Regions from separate parts of the Homo sapiens genome. Here region 1 is linked to region 2. A link is a contact called in ENCODE Hi-C or POLR2A ChIA-PET data. All regions are on one chromosome and are shown on one strand. The core of a region is the stretch at or near the end of the contact, and the rest is flanking DNA. Distances in the headings are between cores, read along the strand shown.

Region 1 (6,089 bases), core at 21-2,520, 570 kb before region 2:
GCATGAGAATCGCTTGAACCTGGGAGGCAGAGGTTGCAGTGAGCCAAGATCTCACCACTGCACGCCAGCCGGGGTGACAGAGTGAGGCAGGGTCTTACCCTGTCGCCCAGGCAGGAGTCCAGTGGCCCAATCATGGCTCATTGCAGCCTACACTGCCAGGGTTCAAGCCATCCTCCCACCTCAGCCTCCCAAGTAGCTAGGATTACAGGTGTGTGTCACCATGCCCAGCAAATCTTTGTATTTTTTGTAGAGATGGGGTATCCCTATGTTGCTCAGGCTGGTCTTGAACTCCTAACCTCAAGCGATCCTCCCACCTGGGCCTCTCAAAGCACTGGGATTACAGGCGTGAGCCACTGCGCCTGACATGGTGCTTCTTAATTTATTCTTACTTTTTATTTTTATTTTTTTGAGACAAGGTCTTGCTCTGTCTCCCAGGCTGGAATGTAGTGGTACAATCATGGCTCACTGCAACCTCTGCCTCTCCGGTTCAAGTGATCTTCCTGCCTCAACCTCTGGAGTAGTTTGGACTATGGGCACATGCCACAACGACTAGCTAATTTTTGTTTTTCTTTTTTTCTTTCTTTCTTTCTTTCTTTTTTTTTTTTTTTGAGATGCAGTTTCTCTATGTTACCTAGGCTGGTCTAAAACTCCTGGGCTCAAGCGATCCTCCCACCCTGGCCTCCCAAAGTGCTGGGATGACAGGCGTGAGCCACGTGGTGCTTAAAAAAGGCAACAAAAAACCCCCCACACACTGGGTATAGAAGTGGCATGGGCCTCTATACACTGTGAGATTCTTGGTACTAGCTACAAATTCTGTGTATACTCAAGATTTTCTAGAGTAGGTGCAATTACCCCGTTTTACAGATGAGGACACAGAGGCTGAGCCGTAGTGACCCACCTAAGGTCGTATAGCCAGCAAATAGATGGAGGTTGGATTGGAACTGAGGACTTTACTCAAGGGCTCTCACAAACCCTTGGGGGCTTCTCGCTGCTTTATCCCCATCACACCTGAAAGAATGAATGAATGAATGCCTCGGGCACCGTGCCCACCTCCCAGCAAACCGTGGAGCTTGGACGAGCCCACTGCTCCGCGTGGGGGGGGTGTGTGCCCGCCTTGCGCATGCGTGTTCCCTGGGCATGGCCGGCTCCGTTCCATCCTTCTGCACAGGGTATCGCCTCTCTCCGTTTGGTACATCCCCTCCTCCCCCACGCCCGGACTGGGGTGGTAGACGCCGCCTCCGCTCATCGCCCCTCCCCATCGGTTTCCGCGCGAAAAGCCGGGGCGCCTGCGCTGCCGCCGCCGCGTCTGCTGAAGCCTCCGAGATGCCGGCGCGTACCGCCCCAGCCCGGGTGCCCACACTGGCCGTCCCGGCCATCTCGCTGCCCGACGATGTCCGCAGGCGGTAGGTACCATGGGGGGGAACACGGACTCAGGGGGACAGGCAGGGCGCTGGGTGGGGGGTCGCTTCCCCTCGGGGTGGCCGGTGGCCGCTGCTGACAGACGGGCGCGCATGCGTGGGGTGGTGCGGCGCGCAGCGGCAGTTGGCGCGGGCAGGGTGGCACTTCCGGTCGCGCGTGCCCGGGCTGTTTGGCGCCAAAATGGACCGTGGATTCCCCCGTAGCTCCCTGGTGGCTAGAAACTAGGCGGGGTGGGGGTTCTCTTTTGATCCCCAAATACAGCAAGCTTTGGGTTCGTTTCCGGGGTCCCCTTCTTCAAGCAGCGGTGGGCCGGGCTCTTGACTCCAGCTTGGTCGCACAGGAAGTGGGCAGCCCGCGGCCAACGGACACCCCTCGGGCACCGGCACTTCGGCCTCCACTTCCGGTGTCCGGCCCGGTCCCCGGGGGCGCTTCTGTGGTGGGGGGTCCCTCAGTGCCTTTCCCCCAAAGCTGTGCATCTCGATGGCGGCCTCCAGAGACGGATGTCACCCGTCGGGGCCTGGGCTGGGCTGGCTCATGTTCGAGAGCCCAGCCTTCCGTGGGGTACTCATTCTGTCAGTTGGGACTGTGTGGTTCTTGCTCCTTGGGAAAGTCCATGTTTTGGCAGGAACTTTAACCGTGCATTGCAGCGCAGGGCCCGGGAAGCGTGAAGGCTGCATGGTTGGTCTTTTCCTGTAAATCTGTGCCTGTGAGCCGTGGGCATCAGGGAAGTCTTGCTAATGAGAACTGGCTACACTTTCGTGTGTGTTTGTGTGTGTTCATGGGTGTGTTCTTTAGTGTGTGTCTAATGTTGGAGGCCCTGGCTTTAGCAGTTCATGCCTCTGTCCAACTTCCGTGCACAAGGATCAGTGGGAGCACTGGTCCCAGCCCCTTGTTCATGAACGCCATCAGTTCATTCCTGAAAACTTGTTCAAGTGAGGTGTGCGTGAGTCAGAGGAACCCTCACCAGGCGTGGACACTTCCAGCTGGATTTGTGAAAGCACTCTTTGCCATTTTTCTATTTCCTTAGGCTTGTTAACTGACCTGGTTGGGCCAGTCCGGTTCTGATTTGGGTCTTTGGGGAGGGATGGATATTTGGTTCAACCCCCGCTTTTTTTCTTTTCTTTTTTTTTTTTTTTTTGAAGGCTGGGTGCTGTGGCTTATGCCTGTAATCCCAGCAATTTGGGAGGCAGTGGCGGACGAATCTCTTGAGCCAGGAGTTTGAGACCAGCCTGGGCAACAAGGCAAAACCCCATGTCTACTAAAAATACAAAAATTAGCCTGGAGTAGTGCCGTGCGCCTGTGGTCCCAACTACTCAACAGACTAAGGTGGGAGTATCACTTGAGCCCCAGAGGTTGAGGCTGTGTGTAGCGAGCTGAGATCGCGCTATTGCACTCCAGCCTGGGTGACAGAGTGAGACCCTGTCTCAAAAAAAGAAACACTTTTTATTTTTAGAGATGGGTCTCACTCTGTTGTCCAGGCTGGAGTGCCCTGGCACAATTATAACTCACTGTAGCCTTGAACTCCTGGGCTTAAGGGATCCTCAGCCTCCTGAGTAGCTGGGACCACAGGCGCCCACCACCATGCCCAGATGACTTTCTTAGTTTTTGTTTCTGTATACGTGAGGTTTCACCATATTGCCCAGGCTGGTCTTAAACCCCTGCCCTCAAGCAGTCCTCCTGCCTTTGTGTCCCAAAGGTTAGGATTACAAGTATGAGCCATCATGCCTTAACTACTACTTTTTTTTGTTTGTTTGTTTGAGATGGAGTCTCATTCTTTCACCCAGGCTGGAATGCGGTGGCGTGATCTCGGCTCACTGCAACCTCCACTTTCAGGGTTCAAGTGATTCTCCTGCCTCAGCCTCCGAAGTAGCTGGGATTACAGGTGCACACCACCACGCCTGGCTAATTTTTGTGTTTTCAGTGGAGTCGGGGTTTCTCCATGTTGGTCAGGCTGGTCTCGAACTCCTGACCTCGTGATCCACCTGCCTCAGCCTCCCAAAGTGCTGGGATTATAGTCAAACCACTTCTTAACCAGTTAGTGGGTATATATCTTCTTGAATCATCTGTGCCAGTATTCTCCCAAAATAAAACTTGATTTAAAATGGAATGGAAGTGAAATTATGAAAGTGCCTGGCTTCATGATGTTACACCCAATTCAGAGAAGTTTGGGCCCGGCCTTCCTTTTTTATTCCTTTTTTTTATTTTGTAGAGATGGGGTCTTGCCATGTTGCTCAGGCTGGTCTTCGATTCCTGGCCTCAAGCGATCCTCCTGCCTCAGCTTCCCAAAGTGTTGGGATTACGGGTGTGAGCCACCATGCCCAGCCTGCCCAGCCTTCTTGAAAACATGACCTCCACTGGCTCAATGACCTTAAACAAGCGTATGCCACCTCTATATCCATAGTCTAGGAATAATGACATGGGTTTTCAGCTGGTATTGGGTTAAATGAGAATATGCATGGCACATAAAGGTTCACATGCTAGTGGCTAACTTAGCTTGTTTTTTTCAGTTTTTTTTTAAGAGACAGGATCTCACTGTGTCACCCAGGCTGGAATGCAGTGGCACAGTCATGGCTTACTGCAGCCTTGAACCCCTGAGCTCAAGCAATCCTCCTGCCTTAGCCTCCTGAGTGGCTGGCACATGCCACCATGCCCAAGTTAATCCTTAAAAAATTTTTTAGAAGGCTGGGCGCGGTGGCTCACGTCTGTAATCCCAGCACTTTGGGAGGCTGAGATGGGCAGATCACCTGAGGTCAGGAGTTTGAGACCAGCCTGGCCAACGTGGCGAAACCCCATCTCTACTAAAAATACAAAAAAATTAGCCAGGTATGGTGGCAGGTGCCTGTAATCGCAGCTACTCGGGAGGCTGAGGCAGGATAATCGCTTGAACCCAGGAGCCGAGATTGCACCGTTGCACTCCAGCCTGGGCAACAGGAGCGAAACTCTGTCTCAGAAAAAAAAAAAATTTTTTTTTTTAGAGATGAGGGTCTTGCTTTGTTGCCCAGGCTGGTCTTGAACTCCTGGACTGAAGCAATCCTCTGCGTTGGCCTCCCAAAGGGCTGAGATTACAGGCGTGAGCCACAGGGCCCGGCCATTATTCCTCAAGAGTTCTTAAAAGTGGATGCTGCAGGAGTTAACTGCCAGGAAGCAGGAATTCCTGCTAAGGTCTGCTGCTTGCCAAAGCCTTTCCCTTCAACAGGGGTTGCCAGTAGGCCACTGGCTCAGGGGCTCTGTTGGCCCTGTGCAAATATTTTGTTTGGCTGAATTGGAATACCATTAGGTGAGCCTTACAATCCACCACTGACCCTGGGTTCCACATTTCTTTACACTCAGATTGCTTCACTGTAGGCATTGGAGTTTTGGAGGACTGCTTTTGACCATGTGGTAGACATTGAAATTGTAGTTTATATGACTCACTCCACAGACTTTTTTTTTTTTTTTTACATTTTGAAAATATTTCATTAAATGAAAAATAAACATGGTATCCAACAGTACTTGAAACTTAGATTTTTTTTTTTTTTTAATTGAGGCAGGGTCTTGCTCTGTGGCCCAGGCTAGAGTGCAATGGTGTGATCTCAGCTCACTGCAGCCTCCGCTTCCCGGGTTTAAGCAATTCTCCTGTCTCAGCTTCCCAAGTAGCTGGGATTACAGGTGTGCACCACCACGCCCAGCTAATTTTTCTTTTTCCCCCTCGAGGCTGAGCCTTGCTCTGTCGCCCAGGCTGGAGTGCAGTGGCCGTGATCTCGGCTCACTGCAACCTCCACCTCCCGAGTTCAAGCAATTCTCCTACTTCAGTGTCCCAAGTAGCTGGGATTACAGGCGCCCGCCACCAAGCCCAGGTAATTTTTGTATTTTTATTAGAGACTGGGTTTTGCCATGTTGACCAGGCTGGTTTCAAACTCTTGATCTCAAGTGATCCACTTATCTTAGCCTCCCAAAATGCTGGGATTACAGGTATGATGGTGTCCAGCCGGTTCATTGTTTTTATTTTATTTTATTTTATTTTATTTTATTTTATTTTATTTTATTTTATTTTATTTTTGAGACAGAGTCTTGTGCTGTCGCCCAGGCTGGAGTGCAGTGGTGCGAACTTGGCTCACTGCAACCTCCCCCTCCCGGGTTCAAGTGATTCTCCTGCCTTAGCCTCCTGAGTAGCTGGGATTACAGGCATGTGCCACCACGCCCGGCTAACTTTTTCTTATTTTTAGTAGAAACCGGGGTTTACCGTGTTGGCCAGGCTGGTGTTGAACTCCTGGACTCAAGTGATTCGCCTGCCTCAGCCCCGCAAAGTGTTGGGATTACAGGCATGAGCCACCGTGCCTGGCCTTTTAATTCATTCTTAAGCCTGCTCTCAGACAGCTAGGCTTGCTTCTCCACAATAAAGAGTGTTGAATTTTGTCGGTGTATCCCGCATGGTGCCATTATAACACTGAAATTAGTGATTATTTCAGGGTCTGTTACCAGAGCGTGTCTGCCGTATTCACTGTATCTGCAGCTTGGAGCACAGTAGACTCAAATGCTTGCATGCCAGCTCTTCCCCTGTACAGCCTGGATTAACACTGATGCTAGCAGACTCCTTTGCACAACTGATTAGCTTTCGTAACTACCACAGCTTTCTTACTGCTAGTCATTCTGTGATGGGATTAAGCTAGGTCTTGAACTCCTTAACTCCA
Region 2 (6,122 bases), core at 3,226-5,725:
CTTAAACACCCTAAATACGTGTGTGGTTTTATTTTTTACACTTAGATCCCTAGTCCACTTGGAGTTTATTCTTGTATATGCTGTGAAGTATGGATTTAATTTCATCTTTTCTCAGATGGCTAACCAGCTATCTTAGACCTTCCATTTGTTACAAATGGCATTTTTTGCCCCATTTATCTGAAATGCCACTTTTTTTTTTTAGACGGTGTTTCTCTCTTGTTGCCCTGGCTGGAATGCAATGGCACGATCTCCACTCACCCCAACCTCCGCCTCCTGGGTTCAAGCGGTTCTCCTGCCTCAGCTTCCTGAGTACCTGGGATTATAAGCATGTGCCACCATGCCCAGCTAATTTTGTATTTTTAGCAGAGACGGGGTTTCTTCATGTTGGTCAGGATGGTCTCTAACTCGTGACCTCAGGTGATCCACCCGCCTCTGCCTCCAAAAGTGCTGGAATTATAGGCATCAGCCAATGCACCCGGCTTTTTTTTTTTTTTTTTTTTTTTTTTTTGAGACAGAGTCTCGCTGTGTCGCCAGGCTGGAGTGAAATGGCGTGATCTCGGCTCACTGCAACCTCTGCCTCCCAGGTTTGAGCAATTCTCTTGCCTCAGCCACCCGAGTAGCTGGGCTTACAGGCGCCCACCACAACGCTTGGCTAATTTTTTTTTTTTTTTTTTTAGACGGAGTCTCGCTCTATCGCCAGGCTGGAGTGCAGGGGAGCGATCTTGGCTCACTGCAACCTCCGCCTCCTGGGTTCAAGCGATTCTCCTACTTCGGCCTCCTGAGTAGCTGGGATTACAGGCACCCGCCACCATGCCAGCTAATTTTTCTATTTTTAGTAGAGACGGGGTTTCACCAAGTTGGCCAGGATGGTCTCGATCTCGTGACGTCGTGATCTGCCTGCCTCAGCCTCCCAAAGTGCTGGGATTACAGGCATGAGCCAGCATGCTCGGCCATGCTTGGCTAAATTTTTTTTCTTTTTTGAGACAGAGTCTCACTCTGTTGCCCAGGCTGGAGTGCAGTGGTGCGATCTCAGCTTACTGCAACCTCCGCCTTCTGGGTTCAAGCAATTCTCCTGCCTCAGCCTCCTGAGTAGCTGAGATTACAGGCATGCATCACCACACCCAGCTAATTTTTGTATTTTTAGTAGAGATGGGATTTCACCATGTTGGTCAGACTAGTCTCGAACTCCTGACCTCATGATCCGGCTGCCTCGGCTTCCCAAAGTTCTGGGATTACAGGCATGAGCCACCGAACCCGGCTATGTTTTTGTATTTTTAATAGAGATGGGGTTTCACCATGTTGGGCAGGCTGGTTTTGAACTCCTGACCTCAAGTGATCCTCCTGCCTCAGTCTCCCAAATTGCTAGGATACAGGCATGAGCCACCGCATCTGGCAAAATACATTTATGAACCAAATTTCTACATGTTCATGGGTCTATTTTTTGATATTTTATTAGTTTCTGTTTCACGTGCTAGTACCACATAGTTTTAATTATAGAGGCTTTATAGTATGTTTTTTAAATTAATTAATTAATTAATTTTTTAGACAGAGTCTCACTCTGTCAGCCAGGCTGCAATTCAGTGGCACAATCTCGGCTCACTGCAACCTTCATCTCCCAGGCTCAAGCAACTCTCCTGCCTCAGCCTCCCAAGTAGCTGGGATTACAAGCATGTGCCACCACGCTTGCTAATTTTTGTACTTCTAGTAGAGACAGGGTTTCACCATGTTAGCCAGGCTGGTATCAAACCCCCGACTTCAGGTAATTTGCCTGCCTCGGCCTCCCAAATTGCTGGGATTACAGGCGTGAGCCACTGTGCCCGGACTTTATTTTTATTTTAAAATAATGTAATTCTTTGCCTTGCATGAAAACTGTCAATAGTATGTTTTAATATCTGCTGCTCATCATTGCTTTTGTTTTTGTTTTCTTGGTTATTATCAGATGTTTGTTCCTCCACATAAACTTCAGTATCAATGTACTTAACTCCAGAAAAAAACTTTTGGTATTTTTATTGGGAGTATGTTACATTTCTGAATAATCTTGGGGAGAATGTCTGGTATCAGTGCTATTTTACAACGTAGGAAATGTGTTCCTGGCCCATGTGGTAAGATCAGAAAAATAACAACAGAAATACATATTTTTGGCTGGGGCAGTGGCTCATGCCTGTAATCCCAGCTCTTTGGGAGGACCAGGTGGATGGATCACGAGGTCAGGACTTTGAGACCAGCTGGGTCAATATGATGAAACCATGTCTGTATTAAAAATGCAAAAATTAGTTGGGCGCAGTGGCACATGCCTGTAGTCCCAACTACTCAGGAGGCTGAGGCAGAAGAATGGCTTGAACCCAGGAGGCAGAGTTTGCAGTGAGTGAAGATCGCACCACTGCACTCCAGTCTGGGTGGCAGAGCGAAACTATGTCTCAAAAAAACAAAACAAAACAAAACATTTTTTAATTTAAATTTTTTTTATATATATATAGAGAGATGGGGTTTTGCTGTGTAGCCCAGGCTTGTCTTAAACTCCTGGCCTTAAACGATCCTACCATCTTGGCCTGGCAGATATTTTAGGCCAGGAGTTCGAGATCAGCCTGGCCAACCTGGTGAAATCGTTCTCTACTAAAAATACAAAAATTAGCTGGGCGTGGTGGCAGGCGCCTGTAATCCCAGCTACTCCAGAGGCTGAGGCAGGAGAATTGCTTGAACCTGGGAGGTGGAGGTTGCGGTGAGCTGAGATCACACCACTGCACTCCAGCCTGGTCTGATCCAGTGAGATCTGTCGCAAGCAAGCAAGCAAGCAAGAAAGAAAAAGAAAACCCAATGGAATCAGCAGGTTCTAAAAAATAAAGAATGAAGAAAAAAAGGCCTACAGAAACTCTGACTGAATGGAAGGGATAGACCATGCCATTCATTGGCAGCTTTATCAATATGGAAGAATCATGGAAAGGCTCTAGGAACATGAGGAGAGGCATACAAACAAGCTTTATATTTATATCTAAAAAGTAAAGCAGAGGTTCCTCTTCAAAGACGTTCCTTCACATTTAATTAGGAATAAATAGTAACTTCTCTTAGAAGCAAAATTTATTCAAAGACCTGTGCTAACATTCTCAAGTATCTGTGAGCCGTGATAAAGAAATCAATGTACTTTATATTCTTAGCTCCCACAGTTTAGTCTACATATTTGCCCTGGCATGCTTGTACTGGTCCAGGCAAGCATTAGGGCATAGCCTGTTCTTTTTCCTTATTTGAAGATGTTTTGACCCTTCTCAGCATTCCACAAGTTACTTCCTCCTTCCTTTGTTCTCCTCTACCCTTGCCTCTTTTAAAAAGTTATAAGTTGCTAGCCAGAACGTGAGGTCCCATTCCAGCCAGTGGAAACTGGACACAGCAGTAGGTTGGAAGCATCAGGTTATAAATGACCCTATCTCCTTTGTTTGGTGTACTCTCGTGGCAAAACTGCTGGTGAGTATACCGTTTCTGCAGGAAGTAAAAATGGCCTTGCTGAGTAAATTAAATTTATGTTCAAGTGCTAATTTCTTTATGGCACCAGGGAACAAGCATTTTGAACATGTATATTTATATATTTTTTATATATTTATATATTTATATGTATTTATACATATATGTTTATATATATATATATAGAGAGAGAGAGAGAGAGAGAGACAGGGTCTTGCTACTTTGCCCAGGCTGGTCTCAAACTCTTGGACTTGTAGAAAATGAAATAAATACAGGTTCCTCTTCAAAGGGACTTTCCTCCCAGTCTGATTGAAATAAATAGTAATCCCTCTTAGAAGCCAAATTTTCTCAAAGACCTGTGGTAATATTGTTAAATTCTGCCAGCCGTAATAAAGAAATCAATAGACTCTGTTTTTAGCTCCCACATTTTAGCCTAGATATTTGCCCTGGCATGCCTGAACTGGTCCAAGCAACTATTAGGTCATGGCCTATTCCTTTCCCTATTTAGAAGTGTTTTTGCCTCTCTCAACAGTCCACAAGTTACTTCCTCTCTTCCTTTGTTCTCCTCTGCCATTGCCTCTTTTGGGAAGTTCTAAGTTGCTAGCCAATCCAGTGAAGTACAGGAAGGTGAGGTCCCGTTCCAGCCAATGGAAGCTGGACACAGCAGAAGGATGGACACTTCAAGTTTAAAAAAACCCTGTCTCCTTTGTTAATGTGTGCTCTGGTGGCAAGACTGCCAGCCAGTGGCACCCATTCTGCAGAAAGTAAAACTAGCCTTGCTGAGATCCTTTGTCTCAGTGTTGATTTTGTGACACCAAGCGAGCACCCATTCCCAGCAGACTCAAGCTATTTACCTACCTTAGCCTCCCAAAGTGCAGGAATTACAGGCGTGAGCCACTGCGCTCGCCCGATAAAAGCTTTGGAGGAGCATCCCCCGGGGATGCGTCCCATCCCTCATCCCCGCCCTTCCAGCCCGACCGGCCACCTGAACCACCGGCTAGGCCGGGTCCCTCCTCTAAATCACCCCCCGAGTACGAGCCCCTCCCCTCGCCCACAGTTCCGTCTGGAGGCCCGGTTCTAACCTCACCTTTTTCTCTGGACCTAGTTCTGCATCCCCCTCCCTGAGCCAACCCCAGGCCCTTTCTGCACCCACCCGAGAGGAAACTAGAATTTCTGTGTTCTACCCGGTCCTACGTGGCTGAAACTGGAGCCCACGAGCCTCGCCCGGCCAGAGTGTTGAAGCGGAAGTGACGTCAGCGCACCACCGCCATCTTTTCCGGCGCTGGCTCCTCTCCGTCAGTGCGGTTTCGCCTTTATGGTGGTGGAGTCTGCCCAGGCTGTGGTGAGTTCCACCTCCTTGGCGGTCCCGGGGATAGCAGGGGGCGGCAAAGGAATGATTGCGCGCTGTCGCCTAGGAGCCTCTCAGATCCGCTTCACTTCACTCGCTTCTCCAGGGACTATCAGTCCTCCCTGTGCGTCCAGTTCGGAGAGGCTGCGCGCTCTCTCGGCTCACTGCAACCTCTGCAACCTCTGCCTCCAGGGTCAAGCAGTTCTCCTGCCTCAGCCTTCCGAGTACCTGGGATTACAGGCAAGTGCCACCACGCCCGGCTACTTTTTCTATCTTTAGTAGAGATGGTTTTGCCATGTTGGCCAGGCTGGTCTTGAACTCCTGACCTTAGGTGATCTGTCTGCCTCGGTCCCCCAAAGTGCTGGGATTATAGGTGTGAGCCACTGCACCCGGCCGACTTTTGAAAATTTTAGATTTTGTTCTTAAGTCATCTTAGGTACGTAATGAAGTTATCAATAACACACGTGGCTGGTGACTACTGAATTGTTCTGTGCAGGTCTGCACTGTCTTCTGGTCATATGGCGGGGGGGTAACACCATATACAGGAGATCAGGCTCTAGGGACAAGTATCAGACCGACTACTAGGGTTGTTTGAGTGTAGGTTTTTTTCAGTATTAAATAGAAGTAATGGGCCAGGCATCGTGGCTTATGCTTATTATCCCAGCACTTTGGGAGGCCAAGTCAGGAGGATTGTTTGAGCCCAGGAGTTTGAGACTAGCCTAGGCAATCTGGTGAAAACTTGTCTCTACTAAAACTACAAAAAATTAGCCGGACCCAGTGGTGTGCACCTGTAGTCCCAGCTAGTTGGGGGGCTGAAGTGGGAGAATCACTTAAGGCCAGGAGTTCAAGACCAGCCTGGCCAATATGGCGAAACTGCGTCTCTACTAAAAATGCAAAAATTAGCCAGGCATGGTAGTGCATACCTGAAATCCCAGCTACTCGGGAGGCTGAGGCCTGATAATCGCTTGCACCTGGGAGGCAGAGGTTGCAATGAGTTGAGATCATGCCACTGCATTCCAGCCTGGGCAACAGAGTGAGACTCTGTCTCAAAATAATAATAATAATAATGAGTGATGATACGCACCTATGGTCCCAGCTATTCAGGAGGCTGAAGTGGGAGGATCACTTGAGCCCGGGAAGTCTAGGCTACAGAGAGTTGTGTTAGTGCCATTGGATTTCAACCTGGGCAACAGAGTGAGACCCTGTCTCGATAGATAGATAGATAGATAGATAGGATAGATATAGATAGATAGATATAGATAGATATATAGATAGATAGATATAGATAGATAAATATAGATAGATATAGATAGATAGAGGT

What was found. A loop is a pair of places that touch in the nucleus more often than their neighbours do. ChIA-PET counts read pairs that join two places held with the same protein, here RNA polymerase II (POLR2A). Pooled maps may share reads with other maps.
Region 1: a loop to region 2 is called in a pooled map, with 4 times the contacts of the local background. The contact joins the promoter of DNMT1 here to the promoter of ZNF561-AS1 in region 2. A Hi-C loop is called at or near these places in 3 of 50 pooled maps. POLR2A ChIA-PET finds 5 or more read pairs at or near these places in 2 of 52 experiments (activated CD8-positive, alpha-beta memory T cell and activated T-cell).

What each region holds. Positions count from the first base shown.
Region 1 is chr19:10,190,134-10,196,222 of GRCh38, reverse strand. DNMT1 (DNA methyltransferase 1) reads left to right here and starts at 1,270. Exons shown (of 41, transcript NM_001130823.3): 1 at 1,270-1,403. The coding sequence starts at 1,324. RefSeq lists an enhancer at 837-1,066 and a silencer at 1,327-1,566.
Region 2 is chr19:9,619,835-9,625,956 of GRCh38, reverse strand. It overlaps ZNF561-AS1 (ZNF561 antisense RNA 1), which reads right to left and starts at 4,475. Exons shown (of 4, transcript NR_122038.1): 1 at 4,312-4,475. It overlaps ZNF561 (zinc finger protein 561), which reads left to right and starts at 4,725. Exons shown (of 6, transcript NM_152289.3): 1 at 4,725-4,795. RefSeq lists enhancers at 4,396-4,815, 4,964-5,546.